Regions from separate parts of the Homo sapiens genome. Here region 1 is linked to region 2. A link is an interaction called in ENCODE POLR2A ChIA-PET data of the cell type or tissue named here. Cell type or tissue: GM12878. All regions are shown on one strand.

Region 1 (8,000 bases), 150 kb after region 2:
CCCAAAGTGCTGGGATTAAAGGTGTGAGCCAAAAAAAATTTTTTTTAAGAGACAAGGTCTTGCTCTGTCACCCAGACTGGAGTGCAGTGGCACCATCATGGTTCACTGCAGCCTTGACCTCCCAGGTTCAAGTGAACTCTTGGGCTCAAGCAGTCAGCCCACCTCAGCCTCTGAAAGTGCTGGAATTACAGGCATGAGCCACCATGCCCAGCCTTAAAATTTCAATTTATTTATTTATGTCAGTATGGACTCACGAATTTTCATTTTATTCAATGCAGTATATCAATTATTTTCCTTATCTATTTTGATGCTTAAATTGCCCCAGATTTGGTAGTGGGAACCTCTCCAAGCTGGATTCTGTGTCCTTCTGACCATTTCCCATCATTCTTCCAGTACTTCCTTCTGACACAATGTAGAGTTAGAGTATGTATCTGTGTATGTATCTACCTTTTTACATCTATATTTCTATATCTACCTATCTATATATTGGAAACCACAAGTTCACATTGAAGCCTCCAGTTTTAACGCAATATCCTAACAGGGTTCATTTTAGTTTCTCCCTTTCCATAATTTGTGTCTCACTTTACTGACAGTGAGAAACCTGGCTCCCATTACCCTGAATACATTGACTAATTTGATCAATCCCTCTGTATAATCATATAATCTCTCATTGCAGCCACAAACCCCTACTGTATGTGGATGTCCTCCTCACTCTACTTGAACCCTGAATTCCCCATTCTGGGCTACTCAGCACACGTGGATGTCCTCCTTACCTCACCAGGGTTCTGACTGCTGGTGTGGGACCATCTCTTCACCCTGCTTAGGCTTTGACACTGTGCATCAAGCACCACCCTGTATGGATGCCCTCCACATCCTGTGTAGGCTTTTCCCCCACATGGATGCCCTTCTTGCTCTGCTTGGCTTCTGAAACCCACCACCAGGTGCCCACACATGACTACCATCCTCATCCACTTGAGCTCTGACTCTTCATGCCAGGCTGCCCTCCAACCCACGGACCCACTCCTCACTCTGCTTAGGCCTCAATATCCCAAGCCAGACTGCCCCTCTGCATGGATGACTACCTTGCTCTGCCCCACCTAATGTTGCCAGAAAGCTTTATCTGATTATAAAAATCATACACATTCACTGTATAAAATTTGGAAAATATCATTAAAAGCATAGAAAATATATAATCTCACCACCCACAGACATCTGTGCATGTTAACACAACACATATATTTGAAAGATTAATATCACAAAATAAATTATTTTTTGCCTTAAATTTTAATGATCAAGGTTTTCCCTAAAATTTCCAAGACCTTTGAGCGTCATAACAAACCAGCTGGGAAGAGATTAGATACCTCTAAACCATTAAAAGTACTGTCTTGAATTTTTTCAGTACCACCTAATAATTTACTACTTGTAAGTACTGCAGCTTACAAAAGTACCTGACCAGGAAGCTCCGGCACTGGTTAAAGCTCATTAAAAAGAGAAGTTACAATAAAGTTTCCCTGCATTTATTTCAAGCAAGTGCAATCAGGATAGAGCTATTCGGTGTGTTCCAGTGTTATGTGACTCCCTTTTAATAATGTTTGTTATATCTCCTAATTAAGGATTGTGATTTCAAAGAATTAAGTGGGGGACAATAGACAAGTTTACATACCTTCCTAATACCAATAAATGGAGGGCAATTAATTTTAAAGCTTGATTTGCTAGTGTAAATTTAAAGTGTTAATTATAGCTTTAAAATCCCAGTCTGGGCAAAGGGCCACTACTAAGGATTCCATTTATGCAGGCTGTCTTCTATCTGAGAAGTGCTTGTACTGCACTTTCCAATGCATAGTAAAATGCATATGCCTCAGTGGAAGTTTCTTTGGATTAGTTAAAATGCCATGTTGTTGGACATAATTAAATTGTTCCTTTGGGTTTGTGAGGGTTGCAAATCTTTCCAAAAAGGAGCAAGTAAATTCCAAGATGACAGACTCCTAAATGTTCTGGTCACGGCGATCCATTATTGCTCAATTTCTACCACATCTCTAACAGAATATCAGCTGAACTATATCCATTTGTCCCTTGAGATTGTTTCACCTAATTGGGTTTACATTCTGATAAAGGTTAAAACTAGTTCTCCAAACCAAGACACATACATTCATCACTTGTGAAGTGAGGATAAGAATTTTTTTTTATTTATATTTATTTATATTTTTTATTTATTTATTTTTTGAGACGGAGTCTCGCTCTGTCGCCCAGCTGGGGTGCAGTGGTGCGATCTCGGCTCACTGCAACCTCCGCCCCTCCAGGTTTAAGCAATTCTCTGCCTCAGCCTCCGGAGTAGCTGGGATTACAGGCGCGTGCCACCAAGCCCGGCTAATTTTTTGTATTTTTAGTAGAGACAGGGTTTCACCATCTTGACCAGGCTGGTCTTGAACTCCTGACCTCGTGATCCACCTGCCTCAGCCTCCCAAAGTGCTGGGATTACAGGTGTGAGCCACCACGCTCGGCCTTTAATTTATTTATTTTTAGATGAAGTCTTACTTTGTCACCCAGGCTAGAGTGCAGTGGCATGATCTCGGCTCACTGCAACCTCCGCCTCCTGGGTTCAAGCAATTCTCCTGCCTCAGCCTCCAGAGTAGTTGGGACTACAGGTGCGCGCCACCATGCCCAGCTAATTTTTGTATTTTCAGTAGAGATGGGGTTTCACCATGTTGGCTAGGATGGTCTCAATCTCTTGACCTCGTGATCCACCTGCCTTGGCCTCCCAAAATGCTGGGATTACAGGTGTGAGCCACCGTGCCCAGCCAAGAATTATTATTATCATAGCAGATATTTGAACTCTCACTATATACTGTCATTGTACTAATCACTTTATATAAATTTTCTGATTTAACAATTAGAAAATTCACATTATTGCCCTTATTTTTCAGATGAAAAAACTGAAGCTTAGAGAGCTTAAGTAACTTACCAAGAGGCACACAGTTAACAAGGAATGGAGTCTGAATTTAAAGAAAGGCTAACTCCAGAGCCCAAGATTTTAACTATGGTGCCCTATTGCCCCAACTCAGTGGTTCTCAAACTTTTTTGATCTCAGGACCTCTTTATTCTCTTAACAATTATTGTAAAAATTATTGAGGACCCTAAAGAGCTTTTCTTTCTTTTTTCTTTTTTTTGAGACGGAGTTTTGCTTTTGTTGCCCAGGCTGGAGTACAATGGCATGATCTCGGTTCACTGCAACCTCTGCCTCCCGAGTTCAAGCGATTCTCCTGCCTCAGCCTCCTGAGGAGCTGGGATTACAGGCATGTGCTACCATGCCCGGCTGATTTTGTATTTTTAGTAGAGATGGGGTTTCTCCATGTTGGTCAGGCTGGTCTTGAACTCCCGACCTCAGGTGATCTGGCTGCCTTGGCCCCCCAAAGTGCTGGGATTACAGGCATGAGCCACTGTGCCCGGTCAAGAGCTTTTCTTTATGTGGCTTATAGCTATTTGTATTCACTATATTAAAATTGTTTTAACTAAGGAAAATTTAAAATGTTTATTAAATTTCTAAAAAGTAACAGTAATCCAGCCAAGCACGGTGGCTTACGTCTGTAATCCCAGCACCTTAGCAGGCCAAGGCAGGCAGATCACCTGAGGTCAGGAGTTCAGGACCAGCCTGGCCAACATGGTGAAACCCTGTCTCTGCTAAAAATACAAAAGTTAGCCAAGTGTGGTGGCAGGCACTTGTAATCCTAGCTACTCGGGAGGCTGAGGCACGAGAATCACTTGAACCAAGCAGGCGGAGATTGCAGTGAGCCGAGATCACACTATTGCACTCCAGCCTGGGCGACAAGAGTGAAACTCCATTTCAAAATAAAATAAAATAATGGTAATCCCATTACTTTTTAACATAAATAACATAATTTCTGAAAAATACCAATATTTTCTGAAACAGTGATGAAAAGGTAACTTTGCTTTACATATTTACAAATCTCTTCAATGTCTGGCATAGAAGACAGCTGAATTCTCCCAACTGCTTCTGCATTCAATCTGTTGCAATATATTGATTTGGCAGTATGTGAAGAAATCTGATCTCACACAGACATGTAGTTTGAAAAGGGGTGACTATGAATTTAAAACACTCTTTTTTCTTTTTTTTTGAGATGGAGTCTTGCTCTTGTCGCCCAGGCTGTAGTGCAATGGCACGATCTTGGCTCACTGCAACCACCGCCTCCCAGGTTAAAGTGATTCTCCTGCCTCAGCCTCCCAAGTAGCTGGGATTACAGGTGCCCACCACCATGCCTGGCTAATTTTTGTATTTTTAGTAGAGACAGGGTTTCACCATATTGGCCAGGCTGGTCTCAAACTCCTGACCTTGTGATCCGCCTGCCTCGGCCTCCCAAAGTGCTGGGATTACAGGCATGAGCCACTGCGCCTGGCCTAAAATATTCTTTTCTGGTATTACACTAAAACTTATCAATGGCAGTTTCTTTTTTTTTTTTTTTTTTTATTATATCAATGGCAGTTTCTTAAAGATAATTTTCAATGTGAAATGTAGAAACTTATCAATGAACTTTTTGTACTGTTACATTAAAATCCATTGGTCTATCTTGCATTTTGAATGGATCTTTTACCTGTGCATGATTTTTTTAACATTGTGCATTTCTAATCTGAAAAATACTTGTTCACCAAGTTATGAAAATCTTCCAAACCTTGATATAATATGTGTATAAAAAAACACATTCATTAAAATAACCACTGACCTTAGCAGAAAAGTCTTTAAAAGCTGTCAAGATCATGGGGATATATAAAAGTTTTCCAAAATTCCAATTTTTACCAGAAAGCTTGAATTTTGTCATTAGCAACAAATACTGTCAGTTGCTTTCCTAAAAGTACTAGCTCATTTCATTTTTGAGAAAATGTGTGTCAAATAACCGAGTCCGAATAATCATAGTTTGTCATTTTTTCAAGAAAACATGGTGTTTTATAGAAAAGATGGCCACCGGGCGCGATGGCTCATGCCTGTAATCCCAGCACTTTGGGAGGCCCAGGCGGGCGGATCACGAGGTCAGGAGATTGAGACCATCCTGGCTAACACGGTGAAACCTTGTCTCTACTAAATATACAAAAAATTAGCTAGGCGTGGTGGCTGGCGCTTGTAGTCCCAGATACTCAGGAGGCCGAGGCAGGAGAATGATGTGAACCCGGGAGACGGAGCTTGCAGTGAGCGGAGATCACCCCACTGCACTCCAGCCTGGGCGACAGAACAAGCCTCCGTCTCAAAAAAAAAAAAAGAAAAAAAAAGATGGCCAATTCAGCTCACAACTCAATTGCACAAGTGCTTTTCCTTGAGACAACTGTTGTGCTTCAGTATGCAGCAAAAATGCTTTGTGTGTACTTCCCATCTAATCACACAGAATATTAAATAGAAATGTATTCAAGACTTAATAAAATTAATACTTTTTGCTGCTTCGTTAGGAAAATTCTAAGGTAAGCTGGCTTTCTTGCACTTCCAGCTGCAAGTGCATGCTGGAGAACAATATAGTGACTCTTAGTACAGTTTGCTCCAACTGCCTTGATTTGTGCCCCACCCATTTCAACAGAGTGAAAAAAGCAAATAACATCTTAGCATTATTACAAAAATAATTTTGACTTCATGGACCCCTTGAAAGAATCTTGAAGATCTCCAGGGTCTGTAGACCACCTTTGAGAACCGTTGTCCTAACTCAAAGGGTGGTTATAAAGATTAAACGTGATGTTTTACATAAAGTGCTTATCATAGTATCTTGCACATAATAATAGATGCACAATAACTGGCTACTTATTATGATTATTATGTAACAATTCTATAAAGGAGAATCAAGCATTGGATGAGAGACTATAAGTCCTCTCAAACCTGAGATTCTATTATGATCAGATAACCATTAAAAGACTCATTAGGCCGGGCGCAGAGGTTCATGCCTGTAGTCCTAGCACCTTGGGAGTCTTGAGGCTGGAAGTTTGAGATCAGCCTGGACAACATGGTGAGACTACCATCTCTACAAAAAAATTTAAAAATTAGCTGGGCATGGTAGCACACACCTATAGTCCTAGCTACTCAGAAGGCTGAGATGAGACGATCACTTGAACCTAGGAGATTGAAGCTGCAGCGAGCTATGATCACACCACTACACTACACTCTGGGCAACAGTGACATTCCATCTCTCTTTAAAAAAAAAAATCAGAGACAGATTTCAAGTATCAATCACAATCTGACATCATCATTTTCTGCGGTTCAGCTCTATGGCAGCAGTAAAATATTTTCTTTTACTATTTTACTGATTGCCCAAGGGTTATATTATAACTAATAAAAAATATTTTTAAATTATTAGGTAATAAAAATAACATTTCCCTACAGTATTGACATTCTAATTAATCAAATTATTTTGTTTCTTTCCAGTACTTGCTTTTCTATGTATATATGCATATATTTTTATATGTCCCTATTTTTTATATATGTAAATGTTGAGAATCATAACCAGAATATAAATAAAAGTGCTGTAATCCCAGCACTTTGGGAGGCCGAGGCAGGTGGATCATGAGGTCAGAAGTTCAAGACCAGCCTGGCCAAGATGGTGAAACCCCGTCTCTACTAAAAATACAAAAAATTAGCCAGGTGTGTTGGTGGGCGCCTGTAATCCCAGCTACTCAGGAGGCTGAGGCAGAGAATTGCTTGAACCCGGGAGGTGGAGGCTGCAGTGAGCCAAGATTGCACCACTGCACTCCAGCCTTGCCAACAGACCAAGATTCCATCTCAAAAATAAAAATAAAAAATAAAAACAATAAAAATGTATTCAAAGACAATGTAACATGCTTAAGTTATAGTCATCAACAAGTTGAAAGTGGTGTATTTAGTGACTCCAGACATTGGTACTGGAATAAGTCAAAACTTAAAAAGCAAACGTGCAGTTCTCTTTGGAAATAGTGTGACCCCAAGAGAGATGGGTAACTCTTATAAGACTACTGCTATGTAGGTTGTAGACTTTAAAGTCCTTAGTATGGTCCTCATGACTGAGGTACCTGAACCTACAGGGGCAATAACGCACCTAGAATTCAGACATCTTAAGTTACAGCTCTCTCATTTGAAGCATCCCAATCCATGCAATCCTATTCCAACTACCCCAAGGAGAACAAGATGGCTCAATGGCTGGAAAGAATAATTTTTACTATCATGGCAAGCCTACCGACACCACTCTTTGGATTTCTCTTTGAGCAGTGTGATCCTTTGGAACTTTGCAACCTAACTCATGCTAACGTAACTTAGGGTACTAATTCAAGGCCAAGGTCAGATTTTCACATTAATATGCTAAGGCAGTTTACAGAACTAAGCTATAGCAAGTCACTCAAGTAACAATGAATGTATGAGGAGGAAGAAACACAAATTATTCTGGCACTTTAATATTAGCTAATATTTACTGAATTTTTTACCACATGAAAGACATTGTGACATTGTATTCAGTATTTTACACACATCACCTTTCAATGGTGTGATCTCAGCTCATGGCAGCCTTGACCTCCCAGACTATCCTTCTACCTCAGCTACTTGCCACAGGAGTGCTCCATCATGCCTGGCTAATTTTTAAATTATTTGTAGAGATGAGGTCTTGCTATGTTGCCCAGGCTGGTCCCAAACACTCGGGTTCAAGTTATCCTCCTGCCTCGGCCTCCCAAAGTGCTAGGATTTCAGGTGCGAGCCATTGTGGTCAGCCCACAATACCTTTTCTAAACCTAGCAGTCCCCCTAGTTTCTCTGAGGTGATAATCTCCATCAGAAATATAAGAAACCTGAGGCTCAGAGACATTATAATTGAAAGACCTAAGGTCACAAGGTTGGAACCAACGTCAAGATTTCAACCCAGCTCAGACTGACTGTAAACTCTTGTTCTTGATCACTTGATAACTCCCAGCATTACCAATCATTTTCATGTATAAAAGCAGTATAGTCAGTAAATTTAATAAAGACTTTTAAAAATACTTCCAAGAGTTTCA
Region 2 (8,000 bases):
CAGGAAGTGGAGGTTGCAATGAGCCTAGATCGGGCCACTGCACTCCAGCCTGGTGATGGAGCAAGACTCCATCAAAAAAAAAAAAAAAAAAACCTATCTCCTGCACAGTCTCTCCCTTTTCTTATGCCTCTCCTGACTCCTTTTTTTTTTCCAAACTTGGAATCATACTATAAGTTATTTTATAATTTGCTTGTTTCACCCTAACAGCCTGATCCTTTTCCTTTGTCATTAAGTATTCTCCTACAACCTGGTTTCTAATGGCTACATAGTACTCCAACATACATATGTTATTTAATGGACATAATCAGAACCATGTTGCAAGGCATTTAGGTTATCTTTATTTTTGTACTATTTTATGCATGTATAATACTGTTGAATATCCTTTATATGAATTTTTGTATACATTTCTTTTTGCCTTAGGGCAGATTCCTGCAAGTAGACTTTGGGAGTCAAAGCATATACACATTTTAATGCTTTTGCTAGCTATTCCATTACTCGGTAAATTAATATTTACGTTTCCACCTGCGGTGTTTAAGAGCTCCTATTTTTTTTTTTCTTTTTTCTTTTTTTTTTTGAGATGGGGTCTCAATCTGTCTCCCAGGCTGCAGTGCAGTGCAGTGGCATGATCTCAGCTCACTGCAACCTCTGCCTCCCGGGTTCAAGCAGTTCTCCTGCCTCAGCCTCCCAAGTAGCTGGGATTACAGGCGCCTGCCACCACACCCCGCTAATTTTTGTATTTTTAGTAGAGACACAGTTTCACCTTGTTGGCCAGGCTGTTCTCAAACTCCTGACCTCAGGTGATCCGCCCACCTCATCCTCCCAAAGTGCTGGGATTACAGGCGTGAGCCACCGCACCCACCAAGAGTTCCTACTTTTCTGAACAGTGCCCTTTATTATAATTTTTTAAACTAATTTTTTCTAATTAAAATGTTTAGAATTATATATGAGGAAATCATTTGGCAGCCTTTAAGGCTTGTCTATTTAGCCTATCAAGCATAACAAATTCAAGAACTTTTTGGACCAGGTGCGGTGGCTCACACCTGTAATCCCAGCACTTTTGGGAAGCTGAGGTGGGCGGATCACTTGAGGTCAGGAGTTTGAGACCAGCCTGGCCAGCATGGTGAAACCCCGTCTGTACTAAAAAGACAAAAATTAGCTGGGTATGGTGGCACTTGCTGTAATCCCAGCTACTTAGGAGGCTGAGGCAGGAGAATCGCTAGAACCCGGGAGCCGAGATTGCACCATTGCACTCCAGCCTGGGCAACAGAGTGAGACTCCATCTCAAAAAAAAAAAAAAAAAAGAAAAAAAAAAAACAACTTTTTAGGCCAGGCGTGGTGGCTCACACCTGTAATCCCAGCACTTTGGGAGGCCGAGGCGGGCGGATCACGAGGTCAGGAGATCGAGACCATCCTGGCTAACATGGTGAAACCCTATCTCTACTAAAAAAAAAATACAAAAAAAATTAGCCGGGCCTGTTGGCCTGCGCCTGTAGTCCCAGCTACTTGGGAGGTTGAAGTAGGAGAATGGCGTGAACCCGGGAGGCTGAGCTTGCAGTGAGCCGAGATCGCACCACTGCACTCCAGCCTGGATGACAGAGCAAGACTCTGTCTCAAAAAAAAAAAAAAAAAAAAAAAAAGCCTTTTTGACTCATTAGAGAATAAATGTAGGTTAATTGTAGATCATTTAGATATTATGAAAGCATAAAGTGAAAAGTATCATTAAGCATCCTTTTAAGATGGGTGAGGTTTTACGTGCAATTTTGTGTCACGCTTTTTTTACTTAATTTATCTCATGTATTTTCTATTACATTAAAATCTTCCTTATTAATGGCTTCATAAAATCCATTGTATGGCAATATTATGACTTACCCAACCATTCCTCTTATATTGTCTACCTTTTTTTTGGTCTCCTAATTCTTGCTGTTATAAGTAACCCTGTGATGGGTATTATGTGCATAAAACTTTGTTTGCATTTTTATTATCCCTGAGTACATATGGATTCCATGAAATAAAATTCATGTGTCACAGCAGGAGTGAACATATTCAAGTATCTCAGTGCATATAACCAAATAACTTTCCAGAAAAGCTACACCAGTTACACTTAACACCCGCAGTGTATGAGCATGCCCGTGTGATGGGCACTTCAACAGCATGGAGTACCCCTGTTGTGTTTGCTGGCCAGGCGTGGTGGCTCACGTCTGTAATTCCAGCACTTTAGGAGGCCAAGGCGGGCGGATCACCTGAGGTCAGAAGTTCGAGACCAGCCTGACCAACATGATGAGACCCTGTCTCTACTGAAATTACAAAAATTAGCTGGGCATGGTGGTAGGCTCCTGCAATCCTAGCTACTCGGGAGGCTGAGGCAGGAGAACCGCTTGAACCCGGGAGGCGGAAGTTGCAGTGTGAGATCACACCATTCCACTCCAGCTTGGGTGACAGAGTGAGACTCTGTCTCAAAAATAAAAAATAAAAATAAAAGATGCTAATTTACCAAGTGAAAAATAATCAGGAAGTTTTTCTTGAATGAATAATAAATAGAGATAGGACTATGAATTAAGTAGCATTCTGTCATTGTTTTATTAGTAATATAACTATTACAAATGTGATCAAATTTTTTTTTATTAAAAGTCACTTTTTAAAGTCAACTTACCCCCCAAAAAAGTGTATTATTTTTTTCCCCCAATATATGGGGAATTTAATTTTTTTCTGTCATTTTGAAAAATCAATGCCAAGAGATAATACCATATTGAGATTTTTGACCAAATGTTAACAGCGTAAATTGCCCTGGTTCAAGACCTCCACTCCTTGGTTCTTGGTCCCTTCAGTTTGTGGTATGAATAAACATCATTTGTAATTATTTGACTAAGTCATTTAAAATCCCTGTTCTTCAGTTTAATATACTGTTTTGCTCCTCCTTTCTCATTGAGGTACTGTATGAATTTAAGGGCCATACGAAGTATTTGTCCCTTCTTAAAAGATAGGCACAGGATATAGACTCGGTAATAAAATGTGGTTTGGGTTTCTAGTATTTTTTTATGCTTCCAGGTACCCAGAACCGCAAATTTTACTTTGAGCTCCTCAGAAGAAAGGTGCTCCAGGCATCTGAGAGAATACCGTTGGGGTGATACTTACAAATTTGTAAGCTAACACTGAAATCTTAAAACTTCCGAAAATATTAATGCATTTGTATGACTTATTTTTCAACTGAGTATGTCAAAGTACTTTATGAACAAGTGTTGTCCCTAGTTTGTACTGATGGGGAAACTGAGGCATGGGGTGATAAGGTGACTGGCCCAAGGTTACAAAATGAGTTATTGACAACTCCGGAAATAGAAGATTTTTTAAATTCCCATACTAGATACATGTGGGCATTGACATTCAAAGCTTCCCTCATGCTATTTCCTTTAGTCCTGTCCTTTGGGGATTGCCTCTGAGGGTGAGAGGGTAGTTCAGGTTTCCGGGCTTGTTCAGCCTTTAGTCTCTGTAGAGGCTTCCAGCAAGCTGACAAGTTACTGCCAAAAGTGAGACAGATGGTATTTTTTATGATGTTGTCCTTAGTTGGAGACTGCTAGTGATTCTCCTCCTCAGGCTACTCTTTGAAAAGCTGTAAGGTGGTATCAGCTTTATCGTGGTTGGCTGAGGAAGGATTTGTACAAGTAAATGTTCTCTGCCTTATTGTCATTCCTAGGGCCGTCTGGTCTTATAGTACCCTGAAGGTGAGGGATTAGATTATGCTCTGAATTTGTATGCCCATAGTTTGAGGAAATGTTTTACTTGAGTTTTCTGTGTGTTGAGATGAAAGTCTCCCAGGCTAAAGATTTCTGAACTGCACGCAATGTCTGAAGAAGCGCTTGAAAGGCACTTTATTTCTCCCAGGTCCCCAACCATGGGTTTAGGTTTTTATGCCAGAAAGGGGACCTTCATGAACAAAGACCCCCAAGACCTAGAGAGAAGAGGAAGTCTGAAAGAGGGAGGTTTGAATTCAGCCTTCAGGAATGAAGAGGGCAGACAGAGCAGGAGGCTCAGGCAAGGGAGTCAGGAACCACAGACCAGAAACATGGACTTGGAAAGGTTTTCATGTAATTGAAATGAAGCTATTGATCCATCCATTTTAAAAGAATTTGAAAAATTCATTAAAATACTTAATTAGTGGCATCCACTAATTAATAAAAGCATAGGGAGTGGCATCTTTAACCAAAAATGAAAATGAAGAAACAGACTCCAGCCCAGGGACCAGGGGCGATTATGAGGGACATGGTGCCTCATACAGCCAAGATGATCCAAGAGGCATCATCTTTAATGAAGCTTTAACACCTGGCAGCCTGCTCATTGTGTTGTTTAAGAGGTAAGTATGAACTGGTTTTGTTTGTAGCTTTTGTGTGGAATCAGGTAGTGCTGTCTGCAGAGTGTAAACCTTTATTTCTTTAAGTAGGAATAACAGATAAAGTAATTCTATATTAAATCCCAAGAGTTTTATTCTAAATTGGTAATGTGACTTTCATCTCTCGAGTTTTTTCAAATCGTTTTTAATTTGTGGTTGAGTCTTCACGAACTTCTTGTCATCAGGCAATAGTTGATTCCCCTTTTTTGAAAGCTTTCAATTTCATTTATCCTTAGTGTTGAAAAGTGTCAGAAAATTGAAATGGACACAGATGATTGTATCTGCCCTCCCTTTCAGGAAAGCCATGTTGACTTTAAAATATCAAAAAAGAAAGTTCAGTTATGATTGCAGGGGGTAATGATAGTTTGATCCACAAACTATTTGCAGTGTAAAAGTGAAATACCTTAGCTGACTTAGTTCATTTTTGAAAGTTTTGAATAGCTAAAACAAAGTTGGCAAATAGGCTCATAGAGTAGTTACAGAGTAAGACTAAATTCATATTTGATGCAGATTCCTCTCTACCTCCCATTCTGGGAGGATTTAGTTTTACTGTTTGGTGTTTAGGATAATGATTGTTCTGTTTTTCTCACCCTACTATGTGAATATATATTCTGTTAGAGATGGGCTGTTATCTGCAATGTGGACTCAATACCATGGGCTTGAGTTTGGTTAGTTCATCATTAGAGATTTTTTTTCAGCAGTTGGTTTACTTTATGAGAAAGGATCATGAGTTTAATTTTCCCACTGATATATTTGTGTTCTCATTGCTGAGATATAAGTTTCTTAATGATTTGTTACCTTTTTCTATTTTCCTAGACTAGTATTAAAATTTTGATGGCATATGGGTTTGGTTCCACTTGTAGAGAATAAATGTTCACAACTTACTGGTATTAGCACACACACATCACATGCAGAAATGGTGTTTTCTTGCCACTTACTCTTTCTCATAAGATGCTTATATTCCTGTGGGCATTTGTCTTCCACACTACAGCACATAATTTGATGAAACTGATTTTCTGTGCAAGAGCTTGTGTTTCTCCAACTCTGGTTTTATGGACCACTTTTCATTGGTATATAGGAGGCGGTTAAAACGTGGTGGTAGAATGCAGGTTTTAGGTTAGCTGGGTGTGAAGAATCCCAGGTCTTTGGGATAGTCTTGGCAAGTTACTCAACTCCTCTAAGTTAGTTTCTTGATCTGTCAGATGACAGTAAACCTCAGAGTTGTGAAAATTAAATGGATATAATGTGTGTAAAGCACTTAGCATAATGCTTTATACATCGTAAAACTTTCAAAAATAGGAGTAGTAATTATTACAAAGAAATGTGAAGAAGAGTCCTAGTGGGCTGCATGTTAAAAATAGTTTTTAGTTAATGAAAATTAAATCACATCTTAGATGTTTATCATCTGCATGGTACTTTTCTGGTTGCTGCTTTAACCTTTGTATAGTTGAAAGTCTGTAAACTTTCTAGTATTCTTTGATTTCTGGCCCATTTCCCTCCTACCATTCACGCTTATATTTTTTGGTTCAAGTCACCATTCCTTGCAAAACTAATTAAATACATTCCTAAATACATAATATTGCCAATATTCATTCACATCCACCACGTCTAGATCCAAGTCTTCATCTTCTTTATGCTGGTCTAATTTTTGCTGAGCCTTAGAAGCAAAGACAGACTCCGGGGGTTGATATGGGACCTCCAGAATGGGGATTGCACAGAATAATCTTATTTTTCCTCTATTCTTCTAGTCTGTTATGTTCTGAACCCACACATGTTTTCGGAAGGACCAGATGGCTGACACTGGCTAATGGGAACCAAAAGACGAGTGAAAGTAACCTGGTTGTCACATACCCCCAGCTTAGAGGTGCTTCACCCTGCCCCAAGGTCAATTTCTTTTTTCTCTAGAGACTTTACCCCATTATATCAAAAACCTTTACTACAGCCTGACTTTATCTGATGTTAGAGTATCATTAAGTCAAGCAGCAGCATTTATTGAGTGAAAAAAGATTGTACACAGGACTGGAAGAGAAGCATCTGCCTTTAAAATACAGTAGAAGGCCGGGCATGGTGGCTCATGCCTGTAATTCTAGCACTTTGGGAGGCCAAGGCAGGTGGATTGCCTGAGCTCAGGAGTTCGAGACCACCCTGGGCAACATGGTGAAACCCTGTCTCTCCTAAAAAAAAAAAAAAAAAAATTACAAAAAATTTGCCGGGCATGGTGGTGCACACCTGTAGTCCCAGCCACTCTAAAGGCTGAGGTACAAGAATTGCTTGAGCCCAGGGTCAGAGGTTGCAGTGAGTGGAGATCGCGCCGCTGCGCTGCAGCCTGCGCGACAGAGCGAGACTATGTTTTTTTTAAAAAAAAAAAAAAAAAGGAATTAGAACCTTGTGGTTTAGAGCTGGGATTTTTAGAGTCATGGGTCTGGGTTCAAATCTAGCTCCTTCACTCATGAGCTCCTTGAAAATGAGCAAGTTGCTTACTCCAAGCCTCAGTTTCTCATTGTAAAATGAGAAGAATAATAATACATTCTTCACATTTGATATACAAATGGATGAAATATTATGGATAAATTATTTACTGTGCCAGGCACTGTGCTAAATAGCCAACAGATATTAGCCTTCGTTTTTCTTAGTGAAGAGCTCATAATCAAAAGAGAAGGTAAGCACAAAGACAAAAACAAGACTTAAAAAGCTACAGAAACATGACTGGGCACAGTGGCTCACGCCTGTAATCCCAGCACTTTGGGAGGCTGAGGCGGCCATATCACAAGGTCAGGAGTTTGAGACAAGCCTGACCAACATGGTGAAACCCCGTCTCCACTAAAAATATAAAAATTAGCTGGGCGTGGTGGCGTGTGCCTGTAATTCCAGCTATTCAAGAGGCTGAGGCAGGAGAACTGCTTGAACCTGGGAGGTGGAGGCTGCAGTGAGCCAAGATTGTGCCTTTGCACTCCAGCCTGGGCAACAGAGCGAGACTCCATCTCAAAAAAACAAAAACAAAAAGCGTAAAATTGAATAGAAGTGCTAAAGCTAAAGAAAGTCCTAAAATAATTGGAATAGGCAAGTTTCTGAGGCTTCATGAAAGAGGTAATTCTCAAGCATATGGAAGAAGATTGATATAATTCAACTTGTGTAGTCAAGGTGTTCCAGGTTTAGAGAGTGACATAAAGATACTTAGGAGTCGTTATAGACTTCTAAACAAAAAAATGATTTAGTAGCTGACTTTTCCTGACACAATGCAAAAGACAAGTTGACTAAGTAAAAATAGCTCTAGCCTAGAATTACATAAATTAATCCAAATGGTAGAGACAGCCCTGAAGGCCCAGCAAATGAGAAAACTGCAGAACTTGGCAGTAGACCCAGTGGGTAACCAATAAGATATAGTCAGAAGTGATTACAAAGGTGTTGGGAGCAAATTAGATGGTCAAGGGATCCGGAAGAGAGAAATCATGAGGTAGGTTTTCTTCTTTGAAGGTGGGGAAAGATCAAGTGCAGACTGAGCTGTGGCCAACGTTTGCAGACCAGGAATCCACACTAGCTCTAATCAGAGAGCCCTTGGTGTGCGGGAACTGCCAGTTTGCCGACGTGAAAAGAGTCCCAGACTGGGTAATGGTGAGCC

Evidence for each region. ChIA-PET counts read pairs that join two places held together with the same protein. Peaks named below come from ENCODE experiments on the same cell type or tissue, not always from the same donor. Only the 100,000 strongest peaks of a DNase experiment are listed, where the experiment ranks them.
Region 1: POLR2A ChIA-PET joins it to region 2 with 15 read pairs; 9 of 35 experiments call an interaction of 5 or more read pairs at or near these places.

What each region holds. Positions count from the first base shown.
Region 1 is chr1:29,018,855-29,026,854 of GRCh38, reverse strand. All of the region lies in intron 7 of EPB41 (erythrocyte membrane protein band 4.1), which reads right to left. Among named protein-coding and RNA genes, the nearest start is that of TMEM200B, 100 kb to the left of the region's middle. In GM12878, no CTCF peak of the experiment used is centred here; no DNase peak of the experiment used is centred here.
Region 2 is chr1:29,166,768-29,174,767 of GRCh38, reverse strand. All of the region lies in intron 1 of SRSF4 (serine and arginine rich splicing factor 4), which reads left to right. It also overlaps a transcript of MECR not described here. Among named protein-coding and RNA genes, the nearest start is that of SRSF4, 11 kb to the left of the region's middle. In GM12878, no CTCF peak of the experiment used is centred here; a DNase peak (open chromatin) is centred at 3,407; H3K4me3 peaks cover 1,281 bases.